Regions from separate parts of the Mus musculus genome. Here region 2 is linked to region 1. A link is a loop called in an ENCODE intact Hi-C map of the cell type or tissue named here. Cell type or tissue: left cerebral cortex. All regions are shown on one strand.

Region 1 (8,000 bases):
GTGCGTTGCATGTCCAAGTTATAGCATTTTAGCTGCATCTGCTCCACCTGGGCCTGTGTTAATGCTGCACAGGCTCCTGGAAGTTGGTGCTCGGGTTTTGCTACACAGCATGAAGCCGATCTGGCCACTGGGATAGGTGGGAACGGTACAGTAGGCGTAGCCCACCACAGGGAAAAGAGGTCTGCAGAAGTGCCTCATCTCCTTGATGAGGTCCAGGTGCAGCCACTGGCACTCACCCTGGCAGCAGAGGATGCCATCTTACTTGAGCACTGTCTTCATGAGCTGGTAATAGGACTCCTTGAAGAGGCTCTCAGCAGGGCCCATGGGGTCTGAGAAGTCGGTGATGATGACGTCGAAGTCATCTTGGTTCTGTTTCATGAACACCCACATGGATAGTCAGCTTTGAGCTGGAGAAGCCAACAGCTATGCCAGGCAGGAACTTCTAAGAGACTTTAATGGCATCCTCATCGATCTCGCACTGGACCACAGACTCCACAGAGGGGTGCTTCACCACTTCCCGTAGGGCGCTCCCATCTTCACCCCCGATGATCAGCACCTTCCACGGGTTGGGGTGGTTGTAGAGCGGCAGGTTGGCGATCATCTCCTGGTAGAAGAACTCGTCCCTCTCAGTACACTGGATGACACCATCCAGAACCAGCACGTTGCTGTAGGTTTTACTCAGGAAGACAAGGATGTCTTGTTACCGCGAGCGCCGGTGGTGCAGCAGCTGCTCCACTTGCAGCGACAGGGCTTGGCCGGGCCACAGGCTGCAGGTCTCTCGGAACCAGCCCTTATGGATGGCAGCAGGGCCGAGCGCGGCTGGGCCATTGGGGACAGGCTCCATGGCTGAGCTCGAGCTCGTAGCAGGCTCTCAGGACTGCAGGCAGCACGGAGCCCCAGCACAATGTGACCAGCTCTGCCTGCCGTCTGCGCCACCGATTTATTTATTATTATGAGTACACTGTAGCTGTCTTCAGACACACCAGAAGAGGGTGTCAGATCTCATTACTGGTGGTTGTGAGTCACCACGTGGTTGCTGGGATTTGAACTCAGGACCTTCAGAAGAGCAGTCAGTGCTCTTAACCACTGAACCATCTCCAGCTTTTTTTTTGGGGGGGGGCGTGTCTCTCTTCTTAAGGCTTCCATAAAACCTTTGAATACCCTTGGACTGAAGGTAAAACACAGATAAACATAAAATAATAGAAAAACAACAACAGAAAAAATAAGGTGGAATGCAATTGAGGAAGGCACTTGATGTGACTCTGGCCTCCACATACATACATACATACATACATACACACAAACATGCAAACATACAACACACACAGTTGTGTAAGGATCAAAAGAAGAAGTAAACAGGCTAGTGTTTCATAAACCACAAGCACTCCACAAGTGGGAAGGTTAAACACACACTCTTCAGAAATTGAAGGTTTCTTAGTGACAGGAGCTGCCATCTTTTGAATACTAACTGTGAGCCAGGATGTTACATCTGTCATCTTATTTAATCCTGGCGAGCTCTGTGGAGATGTAAGTGGTTCTGTCTCCCTGCTTTAGGATTAGGAGACCGGGACCATGCTCAGTCAGAGCCCTGTTTCTCCCACCTGCTTACTTTGTCATCCTTGGAGTCTGGGTTTGGGCTATGGTGACTCATCCCTGAGGAGTCATGGAGAGGATGACAGGCAGGACAAGTCCTGGCCCCTGGTCCCAGTTTTCTCTCTCTCCATCCCCCGCAACTGGAGTCTGGGGCAGCTCAGAGGCACAGAGTCCCCGAGCTTCTGGAGACACGGGTTCATGCATGTAGCCTTGGCTGGCCTCAAATTCACTTCCTGGCTAAAGATAACCTTGAACTTCTGATCCTCCTGCTTCTGCCTCTTGAGTGCTGAGATTGCCATACCCAGCCTACGGGGCACTGGGGTCAGAACCCAGGGTCTTGTGCATGCTAGGCGAGAATTCTACCTCTCCCCACTCATTCCCCAGTCCCTGCCTTCATGCTTCAGAGGGGTTTCTGAGAATCTCCTCCAGTTAAGCTTAGTTCAGGTCTTGGTGTTCCTGCCTCTGGTCCTGTCACTGTGCTGTGGGATACGTCCCATGACCTGGGTCACCCTGCCCTCTGTCTTGAGAAGTGAGGTTGCTTTGCTTTTCACAGTCCTTCAGGATGGCTGCCATGCTCTCTCGGAGCAGATCACTCACACAGTCTCTGAGGTGGGGTGGAGACAGCTGCTGTAGGGGGACTCGGGGACAAGGTAGAGGCAGTGGGGGGGAGCCCTGAATGCCTCTCTGGGTTGAGAACTCCCTGGTGGCTGCTCCAGGCCTGTTAAAAGGGCCCTGAAGCTCTGAGTGTTCATCACCACCCCAGCTCACCGGGGGCTGGAACATTCACTCCCCCACAGTAGGGAAGGTGGAGAAGTTGCTGAACGGCAGTTTCCTTCTTTGCTATGTATCTCTGTAGATGAGTCATTTTCTCTCCTGCCTGCTCTGTTCCCTCCCTTTCTGGATCTGGGTAGGATCACTATTGAGTCTGGCTGCCCAGGTCTCTGTTTAAGCCTTGGGCTTCCCTGGGTCTCAGCCATCCATATCTTTGTGCAGTCTCCTGAAACATCCACCAAGTAGCTCCTCTGTCAGAAACAGTGCCAGGTACTCAGGAGACAGGGGCATGACTCCTGTATACAGCTTGTGGTCAAGTAGGAGAGAAGAATGTTATATGTAAAACCATATAATCCAGGATTCAATCAACACCAAGTGTGTGTCATAAGCAAGAAAGTAGCCTGACCTGTAACCCCAGCTACTAGAGAGGCTGGGGAATGAGTAGCCCTGGCAGAGACAGAGAAGTCTCAGGGCCAACCTGAGTAATTGTGATGTTTGATCTTTATTGTCACTGTGACGGGATTTAGACTCACCTAGGGGACACAACTCTGGGCATGTCTGTGAAAATGTTTCCAGAGAGGTTTAGCTGAGAAAGGAAGAGTCACTCTGAATGTGGGTGTCAGGGGTGAGGGGCCAACACCTTGGCTGAATAAAAGGGGAATAAGGAGAAAGCCAGGTGAGTGTTGGCTTTCTCTTTCCTCCACTTTCTGGTCTTCTAAGATGTGACCATCTGGCACGCACTCCAACTCTTCCACCAGGACTTCCCTGCCACAGTAAACCACGTACCCTCAGACGGAGTCAAAGGAACCTTTCTGCCCTTCACCTGTTTCTTGTCAGGTCTTTGATCACATCAATGAAAGTGAGAAGAACAGCTGACACAGCAACTTAGTGAGATTCTGTCTCGCAGAAGGCCCCGGGTGTCAATGTCTGTTAGTGGGATGGAAAGCCAGGCTCACACGTGTAATCCCAACACCCAGGAGGCTGGGTTAGAAGGACTGACGTGGCTTTGAAGACCAGACTGGGTTACAGAGTGAGTTCTAGGCCCGCCTAGGCTAGAGTGAGGACCTGTCTCAAGAACTGTGCTGGGCAGGGGGGTGGGCTGTGGGTGTGTGGGAGTTGGGGGTCTGCTAGCTCAGTTGATAAAGTGTTTGCTTGCTAGGCAAGCTTGAAGAATTGAGGTCAGACCGTCCCGTCCCCCCCCCCCCCGCCCCCAGGGGAATCAGCTTGGGCTACATTGTAAGACCCTGTCTCAAACAAGAACAAAAACAAAAATAGTAAAAAAAAAAAAAAAAAAAAAAAAAAAGCTATCTATACATTTAACATAAATGCATCTTGTTTTATGTAAATTATATGTTGATAAAACTGATTCTGGGAGAGAGCTCTTTTCAGCCTTAATTTGAGTATAGCCTCTCTCATCCAAATAAAGAGACTTTTAACCATTCACACAAACAAAACACGGCAGAAACGGCTGGCAATTAGATTTGCCTCTTTTAAGAGCCAACCCTCTGGCCCGTGGGTGGAGACAGCACAGGTAGGAGGGGGGAGCCTGAGAAAGCTTGAAGGCAGGGTATGGGGTGTGGGGGTGGAGAGGAGGCCTTGGAGGGGCCTCTGCTCTCAGCTGGAACCTGACCTTTGCCTTCAGCTGGGCATGGTGCTGCCAGAGACTGTTTCCAAGTCAAATCAAGGTACCAGGGAAGGACCAGTGTTCTCAGAGACACACATCCGTGAAGGGGGCATGCTTCTGGGGCTCCTGCATCCTGTGTTGTGTGCCCAGGCACTCAGGTCTCAGGTTTTCACTCCTGCAAACTCACATCCAAGTTCACGTTCTGACTCCCAGGCCCATGCGCACCTCCCGCTGGGCTCCACGGAGCTTCTGCAGCCCGGAGGACTCCAGTTCAATGCCGACTCCTTTGCTCACGCATCAGCCACGAGGAGACTGTCAAGGAGACAAAGCCACAGTAGCAAGGGGGCCTGCCTCTTGGTTGTGGAGACCGGTGGAGAGGAGGAGTGGGAGGCTCTCTGTGCTCTGTTCCGGCACACCCTCAGCACTCCGCCGTGATTCATGAACCGAATTCACTCACACTTCCATTCACACTCCAAAATTAGCTGAGGGCGTGTCGGGCAAGGTAATTCATCCCTTCACCTAGTCATTCATTTGCTCAGCGCCTCTCTTCCTGCACTGTCCCGGGTACCCACCCTTTCTCCAGCCTACCGCCCATATGGGCAGCTCAAGAGACCAAAGTTGCCAGGTTCTTGTGGCAGCATGGGTCCAGCCCTCCATCTCAAACCTGTGCAGAATGGCAGGGGTTGGGACACAGAGTTCAGGCTAGCTCTTTCTATCAGCCACTCTTACGGTTCCGCACCTGGTCCCCAGGAGCCAGGCTTGCTCCCATCCCTCCCGGGAAGCTTCCATAATTGGCTCAATTAATCGGCTCAGTTCGTTAGCATCTTCTGGGTGAGTGCCTCAGCTTCTTTCCCGCCTGGCCCCTGCCAGTGGGCTTTGCCCAAATCTTCTACTGAATGCCAGGTTCAGTGATAGTCACCAAGACAAGAGCAGAGCTAAGAAAAAAAGGGGGCCCTGCCTTGATACACTAACTGCTGGGGGAAGGGAGCCAAGCTGAGAGCAAGAGGTCTTGTCCTCTGTCCTGGAGGAGCAGTTATCTGACACTGCCTGTCCCTCGTACCTGACCCTGACCCTTGCTGCCCTGTACCTTCATCTGGTTCAATCCACCTTCTCAGGAGGCCACCACACGGAGTGGCCAGGCTCTGCTTGTCCCTTCTCTGCTACCCTTTCTGTGTATCTGGAGGCAAGGGACAAGGGACAGGTAGTTTGTCAGTTGTTCCCAGACTGTTGTCACTGTCCGTTGTTTTTGCTGCGTGTCTGTTTGCTTGTTTCATCTTTGGAGACAGGGTTTCAGGTAGCCCAGACCAGCTTCAAACTACTGAGGAATAATCTTTACCTTCCAAGTGCTGGGATCAACGGTGTGTGTCAGTACAACTGGCTTATTTTTAGCTACATTTTATTTTTATAGCATTTATTTAACTGAGGCTCTCAGACAATCCTTTGAGTTCAGTACTGTTTCTCTCTTCATCAAGTAGGGGTCTGGCTGGTGCAAATGAGCCACCACTTGAACATACACATACAGAGCTTAGGCTTGGAGGTGACAAGCTGGACTGTTGTGTATCCTTATCTCCAAGGAGGGCGCTTTGGTTTCTTGTGCATCTCTTAGCAGTCTAAGCCTCTTCATTTCCCCTGCCCACTGGGCTGCTGGTCACTTTCTATCGACCCTTGGTATTTCTAGCCAAGCTCCTATGCCAGAGGCCACCCACTCCTTAGCCACCACACCTCTGCTGTCCAAGGATCTGATATGTGGCAGAGCTTGGCCTGGTTCTTCAGGAGCACGTGGGAGTCCATGGGAAGAGCAAGGCCACCTCCCAGCTAGGACAGTGATGGTGGCAGAGGATGCCTGCTTGTCTAGTGATTCCCTGGAGAAACCCTGAGATGAGGAAAGAGGGGAGGGGATGGAGTTTGGGGGAAGAGTGTGACCTTTGAATTCCACTCTTAATTCATACTCCTCAGCATATGACACATTATGGTAGTAGGATTTGGAAAATAAAATATATCGCAGTGGGCTTGAATAGTCCATCTCCCCAAGTTAAGTCCACACTCAGAACATAGGGGCATATATGTCTATCCTGAGCAGGACACAGAGGCACACATCTTTAATCACAGCACCTACCTAGGAGGCAGAAGCAGGTGGATCTCTGAGAGTTAAAGGCCAGCCTGCTCTACAAAGTGAATTCCAGACTGTCCAGGGCTACATTGTGATAATCTATCTTGAAACAAACAAACACACACACAAACAAACAAACAAGAGCATATCTTGATTTGTAATTGGGGGTCTTTGCATGGCAGGGAAGATGGATCAGTGGGGTAAAGGCACTTACCACCAACCCTGACGACAAGAGTTCAAATCCCAGGACAACACATGGTGGAAAGAGAGAACCGAGGCTCCTGTAGGTTGTCCTCTGACTTCCATACACACACACACACACACACACACACACACACACACACACTTCACGCTCTTTTTTTCCATTTTTTATTAGGTATTTAGCTCATTTACATTTCCAATGCTATACCAAAAGTCCCCCATACCCACCCACCCCCACTCCCCTACCCACCCACTCCCCCTTTTTGGCCCTGGCGTTCCCCTGTACTGGGGCATATAAAGTTTGCGTGTCCAATGGGCCTCTCTTTCCAGTGATGGCCGACTAGGCCATCTTTTGATACCGCTCTTTTTTTAATAAAAAAAAAAAAAGCTGGATGTGTGATAGACTCCGTTAAGGCCAGCACTTGGGAGAAGGAGACAATGTCAAGCAAATCTCTGTGAATTCAAGGTCAGCCAGGGCTAGTCTCAAAAAAAAAAAAAAAAAAAGAAAGAAGAAGAAGAAGAAGGAGAAGGAGAAGGAGAAGGAGAAGGAGAAGGAGAAGGAGAAGGAGAAGGAGAAGGAGAAGGAGAAGGAGAAGGAGAAGAAGAAGAAGAAGAAGAAGAAGAAGAAGAAGAAGAAGAAGAAGAAGAAGAAGAAGAAGAAGAAGAAGAAAGTCTTTGTAGGCATGTTTAACCCAGGGAAGACATCCTGGATTCCCAGGGAAGAATCTCAGTTCAATTACAAGTGTCTTGAGAGGGGCACACAGAAGACCGGGGAAGGCCTGGCAGTGCTGGGCTGGAACTCTAGGCTGTACAGACCCGGGAGTGTCTGGAATTCCTGGAAGGAGGGCTTAGAGGGAGGATTCTCCAGTGGGCTTGGAGATAGACGGTCAACCCTTCTGACACCTGGGTTTGGGATTTCTGGCTCAAGAACTTTACAGAATGAAATTTCGTTACTGCTAACTAGTTTGTGGCCATTGCTTTGGCCAGAGGAAAAACACAGTCACCTTCATTAAAACAGAGTACCGTTCTAAACCGCAGCTCAAAAGACACCTGTGCCATCCAGACTGAGACCAGGGGCAGCCTGGTCTTGGCAGGTAGAGAGAGGCGGGGGACCCCAGGCAGTGCGTGTCCTGCCTCCTGCCAGGCTTTTAGTCTGTGCAAGTTGGTGGCTGCCAGCATGGCTCTGTCCTGATGTTCTCAGCAGCCCCTTCCAGAGCAGGCTGGGGGCTTTTTTCCTTTCCATATAGCAGGGAGACACTGAGAACATCTTCAAGGAAGTTGGGAGGCCTGCTTGGGAGTACCAACACAGTTGGGCCTGGCTTCCTGGGCCAGATGCCTCCCTAAGGCTGACTTGGTCTCTTTGGCACCAATTCTTGCTGGAGCAGTCCGAAATGAGTCATGGTTGGGGGAGGGGAAGCCCAGAACCTTTCTGGGGTGGTGACATGTGGCTCGCTTCTGAGACTTTGCTGTGGGCTGAGCATCTGTGCCCCACCACCATTAACATTAACATCCTAACCAGAAGAGTGAGGTACTTGTCAGCAAGACTTGGGGAGGTGATGGGGTCACAAAGGGGGAACCTTGCACAGACTCATGTCCTGAAGGACCCTAAAGAACCCCCCTCTCACCTGTCCCATGAGGATTCCCTGGAGAGGGAGCTATCTGTGTCTCGAGGAGCACCAAGCTCTCAGGCCCCTCATCCTC
Region 2 (8,000 bases), 89 kb after region 1:
TGTGTTTGTCTGTGTCTGTGTGAGTCTGTGCCTGTGTATGAGTGCATGTGTGTGTGCTTCTGTGTGTATGTGTGTGTCTGAGTCTATGTGTGTCACGGAGGCCTGTGCTTGCTGGGTCTGTCCCCTGCAGCCTGGAGAAGCTAGGCAGACTGTTGTTAGTGATGCTGAGCTACAGAGTAGCCCATGCATCATTCTGGATCCAGGTCCTTCAGTCGCTATCACCCACCTGTTGCTCTTGACTCAGCACCCTGTGTTGGGCACAAGAGAGTAGGATCTGGCAATGGGGCCTGTGTCAGCTGGGCCCAAAGGCCGCCTAGCTTCACCTTTGTGATGTGAGCCCCATGTGTGTGCTATTGCTGACCTTTTGAAGTCCAGTCCAATAGGGAAAGCAAAAAATTGACAAATACACAGATAACTAAAGCTGTGACCAGGAATGAAGTGTGACAGAGGGGAGGGAGAGGGGGAGAGGGAGGGAGGGGCAGAGGTTGTGTGTGAGCTGCAGAGCTGGGCATGGTGCGGGGGGTGGGGGAGGACTTCTGGAGTATTGAGGGAGAAGAGCAGTGAGCTCCTCTTTCATTTCTCTCTTGTGTGTATATGTGTACAAGCATACATGCATGAAAGGTGCACTTGCTTGTGCATGTGTGTGCATATGTGTGCCTATGTGTGCATTTGTGTGCATATAAACTCCAGGTCCCAACCTGTGCCAGTCATCAGTGTGGTCCAGAATCCAGACTCTAAGAACTAGACCCTCTTCTTCAAACCCTGGCAGACTTCCTGCAGTATGGCCTACATGCATCCTTTGACCCCAGTTCCATGCCTCAGGTTCCCTCTTCACAAGATATTAGTTATAGTGCTCACGTGACAGGGTTACCGAGATTCGGGGAAAGCATCGTCTATGTATAGGTGAAGAACAGGTTCAGTAAATGCTAATCAGGGCTGCCTCATGGATACCACGTGGTCCGTCAGAATGCGCCTCAGTCATGCTCAGATGAGAATCCTCTTTACAGAAAGCTGGCTTGAGGTGCCCACTCCTACCCCTTGCCAGGCTCCACCTTCGTCTTTGCCAGGAGTGAACCAGCCATTTACATACCCTAGGCAGCAGAGAGGACAACAGAAACTCTTAATGTTCCAATATGTGACATGGACTGGAGGTTTATTCCCTACCTTCCCATCCTGCCCTGAGTTGGTATAGGTGGCAGCCTGTGACAGATGGCAGTGGTTTGAGTGACGACTTCAATTTTAACTCTTTTCGATAATGCCGTTCTGGAAAGCCACATACTTTAAAACTGTCCCTGGATCATAGATCAGTCGGAAGAGGCCCAGTCCAGCTAGCTCAGTTAATAAGCTCTGGAAACATCATCTATCACAGGGACCCCTCCTTAGGGCTCCCAGTGTCGACTCCTGGCAGAGATGAATGGATGGGCCACAACTCTGGGCAGAGCCTTTCAGGCTGTTTGCACCACGCCTCCTTGCGCCTGAACTTGGACCTTGCCAAGCCGAACACTCCTAGGGTGGAGGAGGAGGCAGGTGGGTGGGCTGGAGCCATGAGGTAAGTGTCACTTTGAGGGAGGAGATTGGTGTCTCTCTTGGGCATGCCTAAATGACTACTCCTTTCCAACTTCTCGGGACCATTGAGGTAGACTCTGCTTCAGGAGCCCTGGAGGGATATGCTTGATCCAGCTGGCACTGATGCAAGCTGAGTCCCATGGAGAACACAGTGATGCCGGCTCCTGTGATTCCTGCTGGGTAGGAGCTGCCAACCGCTGAAAGCCAAGCTTTGGAGTAGTCTGTCCCATAGACTCCTCCCCTGGAAGCCGTCTGGTCAGCAGTGATGTCCCCTTTGATGGAAAGACATATCCTAAGGCTTGTGGGTTTATTCTTCCTGCCATCTCCCATACCCATCCCTGCTGCCAGCCACTCGAGAACCCCACCCACACACCCAGCCTCCCAGACTGTCACTCACTGTCCTGCCTACGCATCCTGCCAGAGGCCTGTTTGCAGCACAGACACCGCCCTGATTACATCCTTTTGGGCACAAATCCATTTCCAAGTGGTTCCCTGTGACACAGGGAATGAAGCCCAAGATTCCAGGCCTGGTGTTCAAACCCAGATGACCTGGCAGGGTATTGACTCTCCAGCCTAGTTCAGGTTGTCTGGGTCTTCTCCCTGCTCTCCGCCATCCATGTGTTTCAGCTTTTGCTCACAATACCATGAACCTCTCCTCTCTTCTCCATCTATTCAAAACAGTCTCCTCTCTGTGGGTCCCAGTTGAACTATTCTCTCCTCCATGAATCCCTCGTTGACCACTCCAATACAGTCCCTATTTCTAGGGCTCTGGTCACATGCACTGTAGCTGAACTATCCCCAGATACTTGCAACTCGGCTTGCATGTTGTTAGTATTGTGTTGCCAGGTTCACGCAGGACCTAGGAGGTTTCTTCTTCCCGCCTTCCTCTTCTGATGTATGGTTTGCATGGTATTTCCTACTCTGGACCCATTTTCACATGTCCAGGTGTGTCTCAGGCACTGAAGCTACTCCCCTGGGACCTATTGACTCTTGGGAAGGTAACAGAATTAAATAAGATCCAGGGGGAAAGGACCACACTGTCCTTGCGTTCTCAGATCTTTACACCAAGTCTGGCACAGACTGGACAAAAGATACCGGCTGAATGGGGTTGCTTTCAACTTCATCTTTTCCTCTTCAATGTCATATGCTGCTTTCTGTCTTGTGTTATAAATGATACTCTCCGCACACACTCACCCTGCAGCCTGCTCAGAATGTTGTTTCCCAGCAACATCTCACAGGATACCTGCTGTAAATGCCAAACACTCGGATGATCGGAGATGAAGTCTTCAGCCATTTTTGGAGTCTGTCAACCAAGGGGAGCCCACAGGAGGACTACAAGGTGGGACACACCTCCTGGGCAGGGTTCAGCAGCCCCTCAAGACACATATACCACAAGCTTTCTGTGTGTTCTTGCACCGATGGGTGTGTGGTAGCATCTACAACCTGGGTCTTGGGAATGATGCTGAGATGGACTATATTTCAGCCTTAATGAGAGAAGGAAGTCCTGTCCTATGTGACGACATGGATGAACTTTGAGAACACTGTGCTAATCAAAAGAAACCAGTCACTGAAGGATAAGCACAGTGTAGTCCCACTTAGTGAGCCGTCTATCGTAGTCAAACTCACAGGAATAAGAAAAGGACAGAATGGTGGGCTCTCGGGGCACAGGGAGGAGGGAATGAGAAGCTGCTGTTCAGTGGATTTAAAAAGATTTTGTCAGACAAGGTTCAAGTTCTAGAGACCCACTTATACAGCATTATGCTTCATTACACATTGGCAGTGCACTGTGTACTAAAATAATGTTAGGTAGGGGTTTCTGTCACAATAAAAACATTGTAGTATGTAAAACACCTGTCTGTTTTTAAAAATCCAGACCCTCAGCCCCACCCTACCTTGTACCTTCCTTGCCCCTGGACCATCTGCAGGCTGGCAGCCCTGTGTTCTGTTAAGAGCCCTGAGCTGCAGCTCTCTTGTCTCTGCACCTGTGCAATGTTTGCAAAATTACTATACCCCTTCCCCTGAGTTTCCTTATCTTTGAAATGGAGTACATGGAGCTAGCAGCCCTGGCTGCATCACAGAGCTTCTGTAAGATTCTGATGAGCTCACTCTTGAAGAAAGTGCTTCATAAACACAGGTTGTCATTATGATTCTGGTGGAGTTTCTGGCCAGATGGAGACTGGGGTCAGAAGCAGTAGAACCTCTCTCATTCACTTGGTTTAAATTAGTAGCAATTGAGATAGTTCTACAAAGTGACTGGGAATGTGGGCTGCCTGGGGGGCTGTATTTAGGAGTGGATTCAGCTGAAGTACTCAAAATAGCAGTGGTTTCTATAGATGGGAGTTTACATTGCTCTCATAAGAACATCTGGAAGCAGCAGGGAATGTTGAGGAGAGAAGTGGTGGCCCACACACTCCTTAGGGATCCATAGTTCTGCCAATCGACTCTTCTGGACTCTCCATGCTGCCCCTCTGTCCTCAGTGTTCAAGATGTCTGCCGTCTTTAGGAAACATCGTTTGGCCACTTTTGCCTCTAAGACAGGAAGCTAGTAATATTACTGATTCATTTCTGAAATCTCTGACCTGAAATTTGGGGTATCCTTGTTCCACATGGCTTTTGGGAAAAAAGGGGCAAGTAAGAAAGGACCAAGCTTACACCAACCAGGAAGCCTGTTACACATATCTGTTTGCATGCCATTGGTCAGAACTTGGTTCCACAGGCACCCTAGCTGCAAGGGATGCAGGTAGGTTAGGTGCTCATACATGATTATGACAGTTCTATTGCTTTGGAAAGAGAGGAAAATAAACACTAAGAGGAAAACCAGCAACTGCCATGGAAGTGAAAAGAGCTGGGGAAGGAGGGGAGGTTGGCTAAGAGCCCCATGTCTCTTTGTTGGATCTCCAAGTCCTTCATTACTGTATTTCTTTGAGCCAAAGACTTGCAGAGAAGGTGACAGTTGAGATGCATAGCACTTGGAACTTCTCATCAGCCCCTCCATTCCCACAGGCTAATCAGCCACCTGGATGCTCCACATTTGAGAATGGAGACTTCAGAAATGAGCAACTGTACTAGTTTCTTACTTCAGAGGCAAAAGAAACCATGTTGTTTCCTACTAAAATGGAAAACAGTTACAGATGATAAATATTGCCTGTATGCTTAACTTTAGCTGTCTGTCTGTCTGTTGGGACACAGACTGGCTCATGAGGTCACCTTCACTGACTTAGGAGACATGTGTCAAATACCTGAAACTAATTGTGCCAGCCACTTTCCCTGTACCGTAATCTGTGTTTTATAAAAGAGAAACAGAGGCCCAGAGACACTAAAACTCCCTTGCCTAGTTCATACATCTGGTTGGCAACTGTGCCAGCTGCAAACTTGGTATTCTTCCTTCATAGCTCCTATTCTTATGTCTGCACTGGCTGCTCCTTTTGTGCCTGAGTGTCTCTCCTTAAGCATGGCTGCCTTTACTCCCTCACAACCCTCCCTCCTCCGTGTCTCTCTCAGGCTCCAGATACAAGTTTTCTGGACTGGAAGGTCCTTTCTAGAGCTCTGCATTCGTCAACATTCTTCTTAAATTTCCTCCAGAAAGGCTCCCTTCCTTCACTGACCTACTTGGACTGGCCAGTGTCAGACTTTCCTCTGTCTCCTTCAACACTGTTTCTTAGTCCAGCTGCTAGTAGTTGGATCCAGCTGTCTTCCTAGACAATTGAATATGTACCAGTTGTATGATTGTATGAAATGCCAACGTTGTGCTGATTTCTCAAAATCCTACTTCCAGCTTGTGGCTGAGACCTAGGCCTATTTATCCAGTTGCTTTTAGGCTGCCTCCTCCCAGATACCCAATGTCATTACATTCTTGGCCTTTTCTCCTCTGCTTTGCAACAGGGTCTCACTTAGCCCAAGCTGACCTTGACATGTTCTCTTGCCTCTGTTTCTCAAGTACAGGAACTTGGCATTCCTGAACTTTCTCACCTCCAAACCTACTTGACCCTGCCTCCTGTTTCTAGGTCAGAAAATTTCCTAGCTCCTTGGGTTTTGAGCCAGAGCCTCAACTCACCAGCCCCAAGTGCATCTACCTCTGGGCAGTGGTTCTCAAGCAACCCTTTCACAGGGGTCACCTAAAACCATTCTGCATATCAGAGATTTACATTTCGATTCCTAACAGTAGCAAAATTACCGCTATAAAGTAATAACAAAATAATTTTATGGTTGGGGTCCATCACAATGTGAGGAACTGTATTAAAGAGACACAGCTTTAGGGAGGTTGAGAACCATTGGCTGATCAAGAGTTTGATTGGCATTCATGGGAGGTCAGCCAGGGAGCAGGCCTGGACCACAAAGTTTGATTATGACCCATTAGGTGTGAGAAGAAGCCCGCCAGAGTGTGCCTGGAGATTCAGTAAGCAGTGTAGGAAGGAGTGTAGGGAGGGCCTAGGTCTGGACACGGTAGCCTTGCTAAAAGCCACCCAGTGCCCTTTTACCCCAGCTCACTCTATCCTGAAGGAGTAGAAGTTAGGATGGTGGCTTAGAAGAAAGGACTATTTTAATCTAGGCTAGGGAAATTGGAGAAATCTGGCTTGAGTAAAACCTAGAATCTAGATAAGTGGATATTAGTCCAGAAACTTAGAATACCCAAGATATAAGATACAATTTGCAAAACACAGGAAACTCAAGAAGAACGAAGACCAAAGTGTGGACACTTTGCCCCTTCTTAGAACTGGGAACAAAACACCCATGGAAAGAGCTACAGAGACAAAGTTTGGAGCTGAGACGAAAGGATGAACCATCTACAAACTGCCATATCTGGGGATCCATCCCATAATCAGCTTCCAAACGCTGACACCATTGCATATACTAGCAAGATTTTGCTGAAAGGACCCAGATATAGCTGTCTCTTGTGAGGCTATGCTGGGGCCTAGCAAACACAGAAGTGGATGCTCACAGTCAGCTACTGGATCACAGGGCCCCCAAAGGAGGAGCTAGAGAAAGTAACCAAGGAGCTGAAGGCATCTGCAACCCTATAGGTGCAACAACATTATGAACTAACCAGTACCCCGGAGCTCGTGTCTCTAGCTGCTTATGTATCAAAAGATGGCCTAGTCGGCCATCAGTGGAAAGAGAGGCCCATTGGTCATGCAAATTTTATATGCCCCAGTACAGGGGAACACCAGGACCAAGAAGTGGGAGTGGGTAGGTGGGGGAGTGGGAGCATGTGGGGGACTTTTGGGATAGCATTGGAAATGTAAATGAAAACGAAATAAATACCTAATTAAAACAACAACAACAACAAAACAAACAAACAAACAAACAAAAACCAAAAAACCTGGAATCTAGTGGGAAGCAAAAGCCAAAACCAAGGGATAGGGTCAAAGGTGCCCAAAGCAAGTGTGACAGCTGCATCTGGAACACTCCTGTGGGCCTTGACAGATTTTAGCCCAGGTCCTGGCTCTGCAACACTCTCTATTGCTTCTCTATAATGTAGGTCTCCACCACAGGTTCTGCCCACTATCAACTCCACCATGCCTCTCCTGCCATGCTGGACTGAGACCCTCTGAAACTGTGGACCAAAGTAAATCTTTGCTCCCATGTGGGGAGCCAAGGAAGCCCTGAATGAATGGGGTAAGGGGCCGCCGGTGAGGTCCAGAGTGAATGTGTATTATTGACAAGGACCAATACCTCAGACCCATGAGAACTGGCAAAGTGGCCCTCAGCCACATGTGCAGATACTGGCAGAGCAAGCAAAAACTAGCAACTGCAGTGCCCTCCCAGATAACTGCTGCCCGAGACTGCTTCCCTCAGAGACCTCCTACCAAGGCCTAGCAAACTCCTCCGTTGTGTGCCTTACATAACAAACTGGCTAGTCTGAACACAGACCACGCAACATTACCTTCTCTGTACCCATGTCTGTGTGCCTGATCTTTATTTCCTGGCCACCACTGTCAGGTTTCCAGGAGTAAGCCTTGCCAGTCACAGCTCTCCCAATTGTTTCCGTCTGGCATTTTATCACAACAATGGAGGAATAACCAACACTATAGTCGTCTCTGTTTGTCCACAGCTCCCAGCTTTGTTTGCCTTCCTCCAGAAGCCTTGCCAGCTTCTCTGAGTAGGTTAAGTCTCCTCTGTCACAGCCACCAGGTGCGCAGCTCACCCTTCTAGTGCTTATAATTTACATTTCACATTTGGAAGCTGCGATTTATACAATTGGACTACTAGATGAACGCTTGTCACCTTGTTTAGACTAAAACAGCTACACAAGGGGCAGGGGCCACTTCTGCCTTTTCTTAGCTGTAGGGAAGGAATGAAGGGATTAACGAGTGTTAGGAATCCCAGGGGTAAGGGGAGAGGTTGAGGCACAGAGAGGTTGATGGGAAGAACGAGTGCCTGGGACTTTTGTTCAGCAATGGGTTCTTGTATGTACACATATGTGCATATGTATC

What was found. Hi-C counts contacts between places; a loop is a spot of excess contacts. Peaks named below come from ENCODE experiments on the same cell type or tissue, not always from the same donor. Only the 100,000 strongest peaks of a DNase experiment are listed, where the experiment ranks them.
Region 2: it touches region 1 in a loop (2.0-fold over the local background); 2 of 42 quality-filtered maps call a loop at or near these places.

What each region holds. Positions count from the first base shown.
Region 1 is chr9:43,675,895-43,683,894 of GRCm38, reverse strand. It overlaps the pseudogene Gm5364. Among named protein-coding and RNA genes, the nearest start is that of Gm29961, 35 kb to the right of the region's middle. In left cerebral cortex, no CTCF peak of the experiment used is centred here; DNase peaks (open chromatin) are centred at 1,556, 2,406, 3,920 and 4,390; H3K27ac peaks cover 229 bases.
Region 2 is chr9:43,587,355-43,595,354 of GRCm38, reverse strand. No RefSeq gene overlaps it. Among named protein-coding and RNA genes, the nearest start is that of Gm29909, 17 kb to the left of the region's middle. In left cerebral cortex, no CTCF peak of the experiment used is centred here; DNase peaks (open chromatin) are centred at 1,958, 2,738 and 3,753.